Linked DNA regions of Homo sapiens: region 1 is linked to region 2. Evidence: chromatin loops called from intact Hi-C (ENCODE). Cell type or tissue: MCF 10A. All regions are shown on one strand.

What was found. Peaks named below come from ENCODE experiments on the same cell type or tissue, not always from the same donor. Only the 100,000 strongest peaks of a DNase experiment are listed, where the experiment ranks them.
Region 1: a loop joins it to region 2, with 2.7 times the contacts of the local background. A loop is called at or near these places in 3 of 110 quality-filtered maps.

The regions. Positions count from the first base shown.
Region 1 is chr12:64,252,506-64,260,505 of GRCh38, reverse strand. No RefSeq gene overlaps it. Among named protein-coding and RNA genes, the nearest start is that of KICS2, 34 kb to the right of the region's middle. In MCF 10A, a CTCF peak has its summit at 4,187 (motif pointing right); DNase peaks (open chromatin) are centred at 4,155 and 7,655.
Region 2 is chr12:64,084,269-64,092,268 of GRCh38, reverse strand. It overlaps SRGAP1 (SLIT-ROBO Rho GTPase activating protein 1), which reads right to left. Exons shown (of 22, transcript NM_020762.4): 11 at 5,243-5,270; 12 at 891-993. Among named protein-coding and RNA genes, the nearest start is that of KICS2, 130 kb to the left of the region's middle. In MCF 10A, no CTCF peak of the experiment used is centred here; a DNase peak (open chromatin) is centred at 3,688.

The DNA of each region.
Region 1 (8,000 bases), 170 kb before region 2:
TTAAATCTTTTTTTTTTTCTTTTGGAGACAGAGTTTCACCCTTGTTGCCCAGGCTGGAATGCAATAGTGCAATCTCGGTTCACTGCAACCTCCACCTCCTGAGTTAAAGTGATTCTCCTGCCTCAGCCTCTCGAGTAACTGGGATTACAGGCACCCACCACCATGCCCAGCTAATTTTTGTATTTTTAGTAGAGACAGGGTTTCACCATGTTGGCCAGGCTGGTCTCGAACTCCTGACCTCAGGTAATCTGCCCTCCTTGACCTCCCAAAGTGCTGGGATCACAGGCATGAGCCACCGTACCCGGCCAATGAATTTAAATCTTTGCACTGCTTTCCATTATCCAGGAGTAAATCCCACGTCCTTACCATGGCCTTCAAGGCCCTTAATGACCTCACCCATGATTACCTCTGTGACCTAATCCAAATCATTCTCCTCCTCATTTGCTACTCCCCAAACACATTGGCCTTTGTGCTATTCCTTCTAATAAACACCCCAAGCTCTTTCAGGCCCTGGAAATTTGTACTAGTAAATGTTTTTTCCCTGATCTTCAGCTGTCACTTCAAAGAGCTTCTTTGATCACTCTACAGTAGAGTCTCACCCACCTACATTACCTTTTAACGTATTTGTTTACTTGCTTATTCTTTGCAATGTGAGAATTTCAGGATGTAAGCTCCATGAGGGTTTGACCCTTCTTTGTCTTGTTCAATACTTTATCCTCAGCACCCAGAATAGTGCCTGGCACAAAGTGTTTCATCTATGTTGAAGGAATAAATGGACTAATAAAACACAAATTAGATGAGGATTAATTACTGGCTTAAGATTTCAGTATGGTTTGTTTGTTTGTTTCTTTTTTTGAGATGGAGTCTCACTCTGTTGCCCAGGCTAGAGTGCAGTGGCGCGATCTCAGCTTACTGCAACCTCTGCCTCCCAGGTTCAAGCAATTCTCCTGCCTCAGCCTCCTGAGTAGCTGGGATTATAGGTGCACACCGCCATGCCTGGCTAATATTCTTTTTATATTTTTAGTAGAGACAGGGCTTCACCATGTTGGCCAGGCTGGTCTCGAACTCCTGACCTCAAGTGATCTGCCCGCCTCGGCCTCTCAAAGTGCTGAGATTACAGGTATGAGCCACCACGTCCAGCATCAGTATGGTTTTCAAAAAAGTCAAAGTGATAGCTGATCTCCAAGCATGTTCCAAACCATACCATCCCTCACTATATTTGCATGTTACTCCTCCCATCAAGAGGTGAAGTTTGTCCAGGTGCAGTGGCTCACACCTATAATCCCAGCACTTTGGGAGGCTGAGGTGGGCGGATCACCTGAGATCAGGAGTTTGAGATCACCTGGGCAACATGACAAAACCCTGTCTCTACCAAAATACAAAAATTAGCCAGGCATGGTGGTGCACGCCTGTAGTCCCAGCTACTTAGGAGGCTGAAGCAAGAGAAACGTTTGAACCTGGGAGGCGGAGGTTGCCGTGAGCCCAGATTATGCCACTGCACTCCAGCCTGGGGTGACAGGAATGAAACCCTGTCTCAAAAAAAAAAAAAAAAAAAAAAAAGAGGTGAAGTTTGTGTCTCTTCTGCTCTCATCTGGGCTGAGCCTGTGCTATTCTGACCAGAAGAATGTGGAGGAAGTAAAGTTCTAGGATTTCAGACCCCAGACTTTAAGACGGTCTGGGTCTGGCAGCTTCTGTTTCCAAGCCACCACGTAGAGAGGCCTTGGAGGATGACATCATAGGCATGGAGAGACCACACAGAAGAGCACCAGCTGCCCTTTCCCAGCAAACTCGTGGGAAACCCAGGTGAGACCTGTAGAAGAACTGCCCATCCAATCCACAGAATTGTGAGATACAATAAAGGGTTGTGTTAAGCCTCTTTTAAGTTTTTAAGTTTTGCATTTTGACAATATAAAACAGTCAATATTTTCATTTATCATTATACAAAATTATGCATTATACCAATGTTTGCATAATTCCAAATTATTATTATTATTATTTTTTGAGACAGGGTCTCGCTTTGTCACTCAGACTGGAGTGCATGGAGTGCATGGAGTGTAGTGGCACGATCTCAGCTCACCACAGCCTTGAATTTCTGGGCTCAAGCAATCCTCCCATCTCAGCCCCCTGAGTAGCTAGGACTACAGGCATGTGCCTCCATGCCCAGATAATATTTACTTTTTTTTTTTTTTTTGTAGAGACAGGGTTTCACCATGTTGCCCAGGCTGGTCTCAAACTCCTAGAATCAAGTGATCTGCCCACCTCAGCTTCCCAAAGTCCTGGGATTTCAAGTGTTAGCTGCTGCACCCGGCCGGTAATTCCAAATTAAATAATGCACCAACATCAGGTCATTCTAAACAATCCAAGTGTTTTTGTCTATATGCTCTTCCAGCTCTTTTTTCCTATATCACTAAAATCATAATATAGATTTTTTTCCTCTTGTCACTTTGAGTGGATTTGATAATATTCCACAGTTTTCTAGTTCCTTAGAAATAGGATTTAGTGAGCTATGATGGCGCCATTGCACTCTATCCTGGCAGACAGACTGAGACCGTCTAACCAACCAACCAAATAACAACAACAAAAAAAATGTGTTTACATACAGCAGGGTCCATGTCATTCTTGTCCCTTCCCGGGGAGAGGCCCTGGGAATCATACAGCACAAACAATAGTTGAGCACACAAGAAAATCAAGCATTGGGCCAGGTGTGGCGGCTCAGGCCTGTAATCCCAGCACTTTGGAAGGTTGAGGCGGGTGGATCACTTGAGGTCAGGAGTTTGACACCAGCCTGGCCAACATGGTGAAACCCCGTCTCTACTAAAAATACAAAAATTAGCCGGGCGTGGCATCGCGTGCTTGTAATCCGAGCTACTCGGGAGGCTGAGACAGGAGAATCACTTGAACCCGGAAGGCGGAGGTTGCAGTGAGCCAAGGTCATGCCACTGCACTCCAGCCTGGGTGACAAAGTGAGACTCTATCTCAAAAAAAAAAAAAAAAAAAAAAAAAAGACAATCAAGCATTAATGGAATATGATGTACACCAACTAGACTGGGATTGTTCCATCCCTCATCCCTTCCTTCTTCCAGCCAGCCCCTAGAAGGGACTGGGGGAAAGTTTTATAAAGCTGGGAAAAGACAAGGTCTTTGGAGGTTTATTGGTTATACATCGTAGAGATTTCCAGGTATGAGTAGACCTTGGGTGGAAGAGGTTTTTCTTTTTTTTCCATTTTATTTTTCCTGGTCTTCTTTTTCTTTTTTGTTGCCTTCTACTTAGAAGGTGATTTTGACTCTGGAGACTCTGGTGACTTTGACTTTGGAATTACTGGCCTGGCACAGTGGCTAACATTTGTAATCCCAGCACTTTGGGAAGCCGAGGCAAGTGGATTGCTTGAATTCAGGAGCTCAAGAGCAGCCTGGGCAACATGGTGATGCCCTGGAGAGCTAAGGACTATAGGTTGAGCAAGAGAAAAGAATGCAAGGTCTTCTTTTTTTTTTTTTTTTTTTTGAGACGGAGTCTCGCATTGTTGCTGGAGCGCAGTGGTGCGATCCCCGCTCACTGCAAGCTCCGCCTCCCGGGTTCACGCCATTCTCCTGCCTCAGCCTCCCGAGTAGCTGGGACTACAGGCGCCAAACAACACGCCCGGCTCATTTTTAGAATGCAAGGTCTTCTTAATATTTGCCCTAAGATTCTGAAAGAGGCAAAGAGGACGTTTAAGTTTCTAGGTGGTCCACTCCTTTGAAGGCCGCAGGATGGGTGTGGGGTTTCAGGACAGAAAGTGTGCCTATAAATAAAGCTGTTAAATTTGGCGGAAGCACGAATCCTCTTCCCTTCTCTTTCCTCTTTCTACTTCTGATGGTGATGGGGACAGAGTAGACTGTGGATATGGGATTTTTCATTTGTTTCACCAACAAGGAGGGTGGGACGGAAGAAGGAGGGTGTAAATCAAGTGATAGAGGGCTACTCTCAATACTGTTTCAAGTAAGATTTATATGGGTTTTGGTGGGTTGTCCTGCAACATCTGCCATTATTTACAACTTTGTTTCTACAGGGAAATTATTCTGTCTTCCACACAGCTGACCTACAAAATGAATTTGGAAAGGATACAAAGGAGTAGTTATTTTACTTCTATTAGCAACTATCACCACCAGAGGGCATAGTTGGATTAGGAAGAGAAAGAAAGGCAAAACTTTGGTCTAACCTATGGAATATTGATTTTTTTTAATTGTGAAAAATTCATATTGAGATGTACCCTCTTAACAAAATTTTAAGTGTATATGATTGTTACCTATATGCACATTGTTGTACAGCATATCTCTAGAAAGGTCTCATCTAGCATGACTGAAATCCTATACCCATCAAACTGCAACTAACTTTCCCCTCTCCAAAAACACCATTTTAGTTTGTATGAGTTTGACTCCTTTAGATGCCTCATGTAAGAAGAATCAGGCAGTGTTGTTGTTGTTTTTGAGATGGGCTTATTTCACTTAGCATAATGTCTTCCAAATTCTTGTTGCAGCATGTGACAGGATTTCCTTCTCTTTTTAACACCTTCATTTATAGGTCAGCTATGTGGAAGACAGAATAATTTCCCCGTAGAAATAAATAATGGCAGATATTGCAGGACAGCTCTGCTGAATAATATTCCATTGTCTGTATATACCACATTTTCTTTATCCATTCATCCACTGACGGACATTCAGATTTTTTCTACCTCTCGGCTATTGTGAATAATACAGCAATGAACATGGGAGTACAAATATCTTTTCAAGATCCTGTTTTGATTCAATTCTTTTGAATAAATACCAGAAGTGGTATTGCTAGATCATACAACACTTCAATTTTTAATTTTTTGGAGAAACTTTCATACTGTTTTCCATATGGCTGCAGCATTTTACATTCCCACCAACAGTGTACACATGTTGAAATTTCTCCATATCCTCAACGCTTATTTTATGTATTTTTGGTAATGGCCATGCTAACAAGTGTGAGGTGATATCTCACTGTAGTTTTGACTTTCATTTCCCTGATGATTAGTGACACTGGGCATCATGTGTGTATGTGTGTGTATGTGTATTTGAGATACAGTCTTGCTTTGTCACCCATGCTGGAGCATGGCCCACTGCAGTCTTGACCTCCTGAGCTCAAGCAATCCACCTCAGCCTCCCGAGTAGCTGGACTACGTGTGTGCCACTACAACCTAATTTTAAAAAAGTTTTTGTTTTGTAGAGACGATGTCTCACTATGTTGCTCAGGCTGGTCTTGAACTTCTGGGCTCAAGCGATCTGCCTGCCTCAGCCTCCCAAGTGTTGGGATTACAGGCATGAACCACCATGACTGGCTCTGGGCATCTTTTTATAAACCTGTTGGCTATTTGTATGTCTACTTTGGAGGAATGTCTATTCAGATCCTTTGCCCATTTTCAAATCAGGTTATTGGTATTTTTGCTATTAAATTCAATGAGTTTCTTACATATTTTGGATATTAACCCCTTATCTGATACATGGTTTGCAAACATTTTCTCTCATTCCATAGGTTGCCTTTTCACTCTGTTGGTTATTTCTTTTGCTGCATGGAAGCTTTTTAGTTTGATGTAGTCTCGTGTCTATTTTTCCTTTTATTACTTATGCTTTCGGTGTTGTATCAGCACTGATTCTTATACTTTAAAAATTCCTTCAGGCTGGGCGTGGTGGCTCATGCCTGTAATCCCAGCACTTTGGGAGGCTGAGGTGGCAGGATCACCTGAGCCCAGGAGTCTGAGACCAGCCTGCGCATCATAGTGAGACCCCACATCTATAAAACAAATAAAAAATAAAAATTTCTGCAAACCTTCAAAATTAAATCATTTTTGCTGTCATGCTTCTATAATACATACTAACATAAATGTACATGTAAGAAAACTTATTGTATTCTTATAAAATCAACAAATTTATAATCTAAAAGTTTATTAAATTAATGCAAATTAATATCAATATGATGCATGATGTTTTCCTGAAAATACATTTCTTTTTGCAAAGTGAATATAGTAAAATGCTACAATACACTCTTGAATTCAGCATCCTTCTGTGATCATGTTCCACTTTTCTCTTTCTGAAACACTACAAGTCTTTATTTACAGGCCATGCATCTTTCTGTGTTTCACTTGGCTTGAACATTTCACTATGGTAAAGTCTACCTCTGTTCTCTCTTTGACCGGAGACAAAGTTCTCCCACTTAGGGACAAACATTGGATCAATGTAAATAATGCAAACACAGGCACTTTAAATCACAAGCATTTTATTGAAATGAAAATAAAACTTTAAATTATCCAATAAACCCCACAGACTTTCTTTTTTTAAAAATTATTATTTATTTAAAAAATATATAGAGACGAGGTCTCACTATGTTGCCCAGGCTGGTCTTGAACTTCTGAGCTCAAGCGATCCACCTGCCTCAGCCTCCTAAAGTGCTGGGATTACAGGTGTGAGCCACCATTCCTAGCCACCTCACAGACTTTCAAGTTGAAATCTAGGCCAGGCATGGTGGCTCACACTTGTAAACCCAGCACTTCGGGAGGCTGAAGTGGGAGGATCGCTTGAGCCAGAAGTTTGAGACCAGCCTGGACAACATGGCAAAACCCAAGAAAACAAAAAAACAGCCAGATATGGTGGCATATGTCTGCAGTCCCAGCTACTTGGGTTGGGCGCTGAGGTGGGAGGATCACTTGAGCCTGGGAGGTAGAGGCTGCAGTGAGCCATGTTTGTGCCACTGCAGTCCAGCCTGGGTGAACAGAACAAGACCTTATCCCAACAACAACAACAACAATGAAAAAAAAAAAAAAAGAAAAAAAGAAATCTAGAGACCCCAACTTAACCTCTGCTAATAGAGGATAAGAGGCTCAAAGTGTTTTAGGTATGCTGACCTGACAGCATGGTTTGCCTGTGTGGGCCCTGGCTTATGTCTTTTACCCCCAGCACCCACTTTCAGTTTCAAAAGTGTCCTCATTTGGACACAAAGACATACAGAGTGATCTAATGGACTTTGGGGATGGGGTAGGGGGGTGGTTGGACGGGGGGAGGGATAAAAGACTACATATTGAGTACAATGTACACTGTTTGGGGGACAGGTGCACTAAAATCTCAAAATTCACCACTAAGGAACTCATCCATGTAACCAAAAACCACCTGTACCCCCAAACTATTGAAATGTTAAAATGTGTCCTTATTTGGACAATAAAACATAAGGTTATACACCCTGGTTACAGCCATCCTGGCCTAGGGTTTTAAGATCAGTAAAGAACCTGTGCCTTAACAGTAGGAGTTAGGAAACAAAAGGGTCAGTGTCATTTACAGAACTTTTAGAGACTTCTCTCAGGAAGCATATCTAGTCCAATACGAGTGAAGCTTTGAGGGCCCAACTGAACTTCAGATATCTTGTTCAGATCTCCTTTTGTGACTCAGACCTCAGTAGTTCCCCTACTCCCCACACCCCTAAAACACCACCTCAAAACACAGGCTATAAGAAAGGAAATAAAGAGAAAGATTTCATCACAATTAGGATCCCCTGAGATACGAGAGCATATAAGGTCATTTTAGGATAGGAAGAACGAAGCTTCTCAAAGAGTCAAATTTACTCAGAAAAGCTGGAAGACAGGACAGCAGTTTTGCAACCACATGACATAATTTGGCTGATGTTGTGAATAGGGATTGCTACACAACAAAATGATTCCTCAATGACAAGTCTCAAGATGAAATCCAGTTGCCAACGTGACTCCAAATGGTTTAGTGTTAACAATGATGAAAAGATGGAATGAAATAATGATTTTTAAGGAGATTGAGAAATATTTTCTCTAAAAAATATATAAAGTGTTTTGAGAGAAAGTGTGTGTACGTGTGTGTGTGTGTTGGACCATATCCAAGAACGAAAGTGGCACACAAACTGAAATATGCTGAGATTGGTGTGTTGGAGCAAAAAAGATCATCTTGGCAATCTCAAGTCCTCATTCCTTCAGAGGATGACTATTATTA
Region 2 (8,000 bases):
AAGCCCTTTTCTTTTTTGTAAAATTCACACTAGGGTCCATAATCCAGTATTAAATGTGTATTTGGTATTTAACATTGACTTTCCCTAATAAAGCCCTTGATCAAACTTGATACATTTGCCAAACACATAATGTAAAAACTAATAGTTTAATGTGCCCATTTTTCCTCTAGTGTTTGATTGCTACAGTTTCTAAGTAAAACCTATTTATAAACTTGTCTGATTTCCAAATGCAAACATTTTTCTTTTAAAAACCTTAACAATCTAATTAAAGCCAAGCATGAGCACGACTTGAAAATGATACCAACAGTGAAAGAGCACCCTCACGTCCCTCTAGCACTATACCTGATGTCTTGTGTGCGAGTTTCTTCGTCCTCGGCTAGAAGCATTATCAGAAATACAGGATGAAAAAGAAGACGAAGAGTAAACACAGCAGAGGTACAAGGTATAGATCATAGTCTTACAATTCATTCAATATAATGAATTCCTCAAGTCATGGGAAATCAAAACTCCTGCTGTGTTTCAGAGCTATCCTAACAAGCAGACTTTAAAGAATATTTTGTGCCATCTCATTTGCATGAGTAAAAATACAACATTTTTATCAGGTTGCTTTTTAACTTTCTGTACAAATTATGGCTCTTTTTAAAAAAATAAAGAAAGAGGGCTTTCTTTTATGCCCACATAATAATACTCACATTTATTCTCTCTTCTGAAGGCACTCGACCCAAATATTCTTTCCTCTCTGACTTCAGGAAATATTATATTGATTTTCTGGGAAAGCAAAGAGCCCCAGGACAGACTTGGACATAATGACCTTCCTCCTCTTACAAGAGGCTGAGACCATTATAGTAAGAAGCATGGAGATCAGCCACCCAGATGGCTGGTGCCAGTACCTTGACGAATGTTTCCAAATCCCCATTAAACAACTTAGTATTATACTGTGAGCGGGGCCTGGACTTCCTGTGTTTCTGGGGCTTAGGGGGAACATTTGGAGGCCTAAGGGAAGGGAATATAATTACTGAGCATGGCAGAAATCAAACAATAAATGAAACATCTATAGGTCACATCAATATTACAAAACACGGGAATCTTGGGTTCCTTCCCCTCCCCCAATCACAGGGGAAAACATTCCCTCCCATTTCCCATTTATTTACTTTCACTTCTGTATCAAAAAACATACAAATTGTTTATTCACACTGCTGTTTCCCTGTATGCTGCAGCTGACATTTGTTTGTTTGCTGGTTTGTTTTAAAATAAGCACTACCAAGTAGACTCGTTAGCTATTTGGCCAAATGTTACAAACCAGCATTCTTGTTATTTGGTTTACAAGTCACACAGTAAGATACAACCGGTCATAAAGATTAGGGCTCCGGTAGATCCCCAAATGAGGAATTAAATATAACATTTTTAGGTACACATAATTTTTTTTTTTAAGTCAGAGTCTTGCTCTGTTACCCAGGCTGGAGTGTAGTGGAATGATCATGGCTCACTGCAGCCTCCACCTTCTTCTGGGCTCAAGGGATCCTCCCACCTCAGCCCAAGTAGCTAGGACTACAGGCGCATGCCATCATGCCCAGCTAATTTTTAAATTTTTTATAGAGACGGAGTCCCCCTGTGTTTTCCAGGCTGGTCTTGAACTCCTGGGCTCAAAAGATCCTTCCACCTTGGCCTCCCAAAGTGCTGGAATTATAGGCGTGAGCCACCTCACTCAGCCCAGCAAACCAATGCAAGTAACATCACATCTGTTCGATACCCCTCCAGCAGTAATGGAATTTTATTTCATGCAAAAGTAACTATTAATAGGTCACAAGTGAGAAAAATAATTTGGGTTCACTGCTTTTTCTAATTTGGGGGACATACAGGCTCGCATGAGTTATTATTTCTTTAGAACAAACTATTCCACCACCTAAATATCTGAGGATGTACTTGTTTATGCCACTGCAGACTCTCTTCCTCTCCAGTCTGCCCATTTGCTCTGGTGAATAAACCATTCTCTCTGACATATGCACATCTAGTGCAGCATGTAGTATATTTAGAAACTGTGACATCTTGCCCTGTGACTGCAGAGAGGGAACCTCTTCTGCTCTCTCCCTTTAGTGGAAAGAAGGCCAGAATTACCTGACTCAACTTCTACTACTGTGCTGAATGAAATACATGGAAGGAGAGCCCTGAGACCTGTCTCTGGATGTTTTAATGTAAAACTCCTTTTTAACTGCAAGACTTATAGGAGGATACACACCACACCAGGAAATTGTGTAAAGCCCTTCATTAAGCTTCAGACTCTAGGAAAATTTATCTTTTTTAGTTCATTTAGCTTAAGTTCAGAAAGTCTGGTTCATATACCAGATCCCAAGAAGTTACGTGGAAGCCTGACTAGCTTCCTTAGACACTATCATGTATGGAAACAAACCTACTGGTACAGCCTTCCACAGCTAAATTCTAAGACCCTCCCAGCAGATGGGCTCATATGATGAACAAGGTGCACAGCAAGCAGCACCTGAAGTTCTACAGTGCTGGCGAGGTTAAAAGAAGCCTTTGCAAGTGTCTAGGAGAGAATATGGAAACTTCTACCAGGCAACATGTCATCTCCTGCCACGGATGAAATTTCTGAGATCTCTTTTATACACTGAGTTCTGGCCATTCATGGAGGAAATAATCTGATAGGAGTAAAAAGAACAAAACAACCAACCACCAAAGCATTTAACCCTACATACTTGATTTCATCCACTCCTTTCACTATTTTAAAAGTGTTTTAAAGTGTGGATTTCATTTTTATTCAGGTACGGGGAGGCCAACGTTCAGGAGACAACTACCACTGAAAAGATAGTTTGTTAAAGAGTTGGGGATGTGCCCCACCACCAGGGAGGCCACAGAAGGAAGCACCGGGGTGGGTCAGGAGGCAGAAGGCACAAAGGAAAATGTGGGCAGGAGTCTTTATTGTGGTTCCCACTGGAGGGAATGGGAGAAGCTGGGCAAGCAGGTTTAGAATAGGCTAGTTGGAATGATTCCAGTGGGCTTTGGGGCATAGGGACTATCCCTAAGTTGTCCTATACCTGGCCTTGGGGTGATTAGGGAAGGGGAATAGTGGCCGTGAGTGTCAGAACCATGAAGGAGGTGGTTGGAGGTAGGTCGTCTGGATCACCTGGCTTGCATACAAAAGGCACACTTGGCAAGCCAGTTCTTACTACTACTGCTAGGAATTGGCTAATCCCGGGAGGGGCAGTACTTCTGGGGTCAGAAAGTCCCCAATATACCAAAGCATTAAAAAACTAGAAAATGTGGTTATTACAATAAGGTCCAAGAGAGCTTCACATCTGGTGATATCTGGAGAAGCTGACAAAGCTAAGCAGATTAGAATTTTGTTTGGTCACTGATTCACGGAGCAAGCCAATCTTGTAGACGGAGCCAAAAACCTCCAATGCACTGAATCATTGTCCCCGCATGACTGGGAGACGCAGGGTAATGCTGGCTAATGGAGGGATATCTTTTGAGTCTTCTATGAAAGGCCTGAAAATCACCTCTGTAGGATTCTATAGTACGGTAAATATGAACGCATGCAAGTTGTGAGAGGAACCTGGAATGAAAACGAATTGCCTCAGTGCTTATCAAAGTAATTTCCATGGCAGAGGTCTGATGATTCTTGCTCTGCTACACCCACATCAAGTGAACAGAGCCAGGGACGTTCAACATTCCAATTGCGTGACTCATTCTGATTCTGTGGCTACCACATGACTTCCTGATAATTTGGTTTCCTACAGAGGATGCCCACATGAGAGGAAGTACTGGTCAGGTTGATGTGAATATCTAGTCTATTTGGCAATTATAGCTCTCATGGCAAATTAATATATTTCCATTTCTGCTTTTTAAAAAAATCTCTTTTTTTGAAGTGCCTTACAGTAATTATAATTGAGAAACAACAGGTAAAATAATTGATAGTGCAAGGAGATGCTATAGGTGAAAAACATCTCTATAAGCTGCATATTACCAGGTCGAGGTAATAGTCTTCTTTTTCACTGACACAGTGAAGAAAAACCTCAGTGTTTTTTTCTTTTGTTAGGTTTGGAAAAGTCAGGAGCTGTATCTTTCTAGTTGGTTTACCATGAAGTACGAGGGGCTTCCTTATGAATAAGCTGCCCAGCAATAACATTATAGATCCTTGAAAGTCAACTTGCCAATTACTGCAGCAGATATACCAGTGTTCTAAATGCGTCTTATTTCAAAGAGAACTCAATTTCAAAAATGCAACATCTTGCTATGCTAATTAGATAATTTCTGTCTGTTGCACAAATGGTGACATAGAAAAATAAAAGTTGCCACAAACTTTCCCGAACCCAAATCAGAATCTGCTGCCCAAATGGCTTTCCTTTCTTGTAGTAGCTTCACAATCCTCCCCTGAATGAAGAAAGTACAATATGGGAGTATGTGTTAAAAGTTAAATGTTTAAAGTGAATCAAAATGGAGAATATATAGACAGCTAAAATCCTAAAGATATTCAATATAGCTCAAATTTTTATTTTTATTTTTTATTTTTATTTTTTGAGATGGAGTCTCGCTCTTGCCCAGGCTGGAGTGTGGTGGCGCAATCTTGGCTCACTGCAACCTCCGCCTGCCGGGTTCAAGTGATTTTCCTGCCCCAGCCTCCTGAGTAGCTGGGATTACAGGCGCACACCACCACGCCCGGCTAATTTTTTGGTATTTTTAGTAGAGACAGGGTTTCACCACATTGGCCAGGCTGGTCGTGAGCTCCTGACCTCAGGTGATCCACCCGCCTCAGTCTCCCAAAGTGCTGGGATTACAGGCTGAGCCACTGCACCCGGCCAGCTCTAATGTTTATATGACTAAAGGAAAATAGGAACAGAAAATAATTGTACTTTCTACTTACTTATGCAGTAGATGTACACGTCGTATTTTTTTTTTAATTAAACTATCAAATCAAAAGTCCTGTCACGCTATTTAGAAACAGTTAAAGTATTCTGGATTAGATAAACCAAGCCGGTTTAACTTAGGTTTTTGTTACTGTCTCTGCCTATTAAAGAGCTTTACAATTCCAGAGGGAAACAAAAATAAGCTAGAACATACCTAGTCTTGTAAGAAGCCCAAACATTTCATGTTGCTATGCTTTGTCAAGCCAAAACTATCTCCCGTATTCATTAACAAAATGTTAATTCTTTCAGCATTGAAATGGTTGCTTCTTGTTAAAGAGAAAGTAAAATACGCTATAAGTTATGATAAAATATTTTCCTACCTTGTAGTCATATATTCAGCTCTATGACCTGCAGGAAAAAAATTTAAAGTAAGTAAACTGAAAGGAATCAGCAGAGTGTATGTGGTACTCTTTTGTATCTCCTATCCGGTATTTTAAAACACTGAGTTTGTAATAACTTACACGTTTTTATGGCAGAAAACATGAGGATAGCATATGAAGATAGACACATAATTCAGTGTAAACATTTCATAAAATCTATACATAAAATTTAATAAATTCTATAGATTTGAGAATCATGTTTCACTTGGCAATTTGAGGCTGTGTTTTTTTTTTTTTTTTTTTTCAGAAAAGAAACAAGAATAGCTGCTTGATCATAACTGTAAGCCCAAAAATGAAATACAAATAAGACATATCCAAGATTTAGATGTTAGTTATTCTCTCTGTTTTGACTGACACTTGTTAGCGAGAAGGATGGGTTCAAATACAGTTGGGAGGGTTCAATTTTCCTTAGACTAAGTTGGTGTTCTTTCTATAATATGAATCAGGGGACTGGAGAGAAGCTGTATTCTGTAATCAGAAATGACATTTGCGAATATTAAAGTACAAGGACATTAAATGATACTACATTCCACCAACTTGTAAGCTAAAAGCCTTTCACAGAGTTCTCTGTCCATTAAAACATCAACTTCTTATACATTTGGGTTTCTTGACTTGTTTTAAGTAACAGGGCTGAATTTTTGTAGGGCTCCGACAATCTGCAATAATTTCAAGTTTGCATGTGTTTATCGGTTGCTTTGTACATTTAGGGCGGAGTAGTGGGAAGGAATGTGGGAAACATTGAACCATTCAGCTGGTTTGTTTGCAAAATAATGACATGGTCCTGAAACAGCTTGAAAATATAGCTGGCAGGGGATGGTCACGTTGCAGCACAAACAGCTAAGCTCAGCCTATCATATCATAATGCAGTGATTCAGATTTCTAGGGCAAGGCCAACATGACAATGGTAAAGAAAGCTGGCTTGTTGGGAATGGTGAACCAACACTTCCAGGCTGCAGTAGAGCCTTTGACTCTATTATCTCCTCTTGAATAACAAATAACATAAAGGATTTGGTTAATATCTATTGATTAAATAGGGTGAAACAGTTAAAATCTGAGACTACCTTTCTTCACATAGGGCCAGGCCACAGTAAAAATGTTGGCAGAATGAGTTCATGGACATGACTTGAAGTGGGGATGAAGGGAAGGGAAGAATCTCCTCTTCCTCCTCTTCCCAGTTCTACTTATTTAAGTTATAAGTCCCTTCCTTTTGCTGGCCTTCTGCTACCTTGGAGGAGAAGAAAAAGGTGAAGGTGTACATAGAACTTCAGAATAATTTATAGCTATTCATGAATGGGAGTGAAGGTCTACTGAGAAGTAGAGTGGGCAGATGGTGAGCTGACTGTGGTATGTGGTGCCTTATGGGATATCCTAATGGCAGTGTTCGGCAGCAAGCTGGCTATACAGGGTTAGAGCACAGAGAAAAGACAGGGCTGGAGATAAAGATGTGAGAGTCACCACCATTTAGGTTGTGTTGGGTCCATACGAGCCACGTAAGATCACCCAGTGTGAGGCAGTAGAATGTGCAAAGGGTTGAGGGTAGAGAAACTGTCTGGCTTGTGTTGTATTATGTTGTTATGTTGCATACTTTATGACAGCATTAAGTCTAATTAGGTATGATGCAATATATATTAGTAACAACAATAAAAACAGCAATGATGTCTAATATTTATTAGACACCATTATAAGCACTTTATATTACATATATTAACTCACAATTTTCACAACGACTTTATGAGGTAGCTTCTATTGTTATCCTTATTTTACAGAAAAGACTGAGCATATAGAAAAGTGACTTGCCCAAGGTCACGCTATTAGTATGGGGTGGGTGTGGCACTCAGGTCCAAGTTTGTTTTAATCCCAGTCCTGAGATCCCAGGAACTATAATGTACTAGCTCCCAAGCACTATAATGTACCACCTTTAAAAACGTAAGTCTTTTTTCCTGGCAAATACTTTGAAAGATCCTAGAAGAAAGGTAGGTATTATGGCTTACAATTCTGTCTGCCTCATATGCCTAAAGCCAAATACAAAATACTGAATATTTAAATAAATTTAATAAATTCTATAAATATGTACATTATTAAATTAATATCTATAAATGTAAATTTAATAACATAGGTAATCACTTTCAAGTGATTCAATAATGATGCCAATGAGAATTCCTTAGAAATGAAATGTGTTATAACTTTGAAATTCTGCTATTTTTGTAACAATATCCTAACAAATTATTCCCTAGATTTAGAAAATGATATGTAAAATGCTTAAAATTATTTTGCTCCATCCATCCATAGTTAATAGTATGAGATAAAAAATTAAAAACCTATAAAAGATACATTTTGAATAATGAACCAAGAGCGTGCTTTGCAAGAACTATGATTCACAGTATAACCACACTACCACATCCATCGTTTTTTCAGCTAATAGTCCTGAGTGTGTCTCAACTGATGAATGAGGTTTTATTTTTTAATCAGTATCATCATTAATAGATCAATAACACACAAGCTTAGAAGACTCTTCTTCCCAGAGAAATGTGAAAGCTTCCAGCAGTCTGAGGATTAGATTTCAATCATTTTCTTTGGAAAGCTACTTAATTATTAAAAACAACGGACCACTCCTTCCCCTCGCCACACCCCCCAACATATAAGCCATTTTGAAGGAAAAAAATAACCCAGGCTTAACTTGTTCTTGGTTCAAACATTT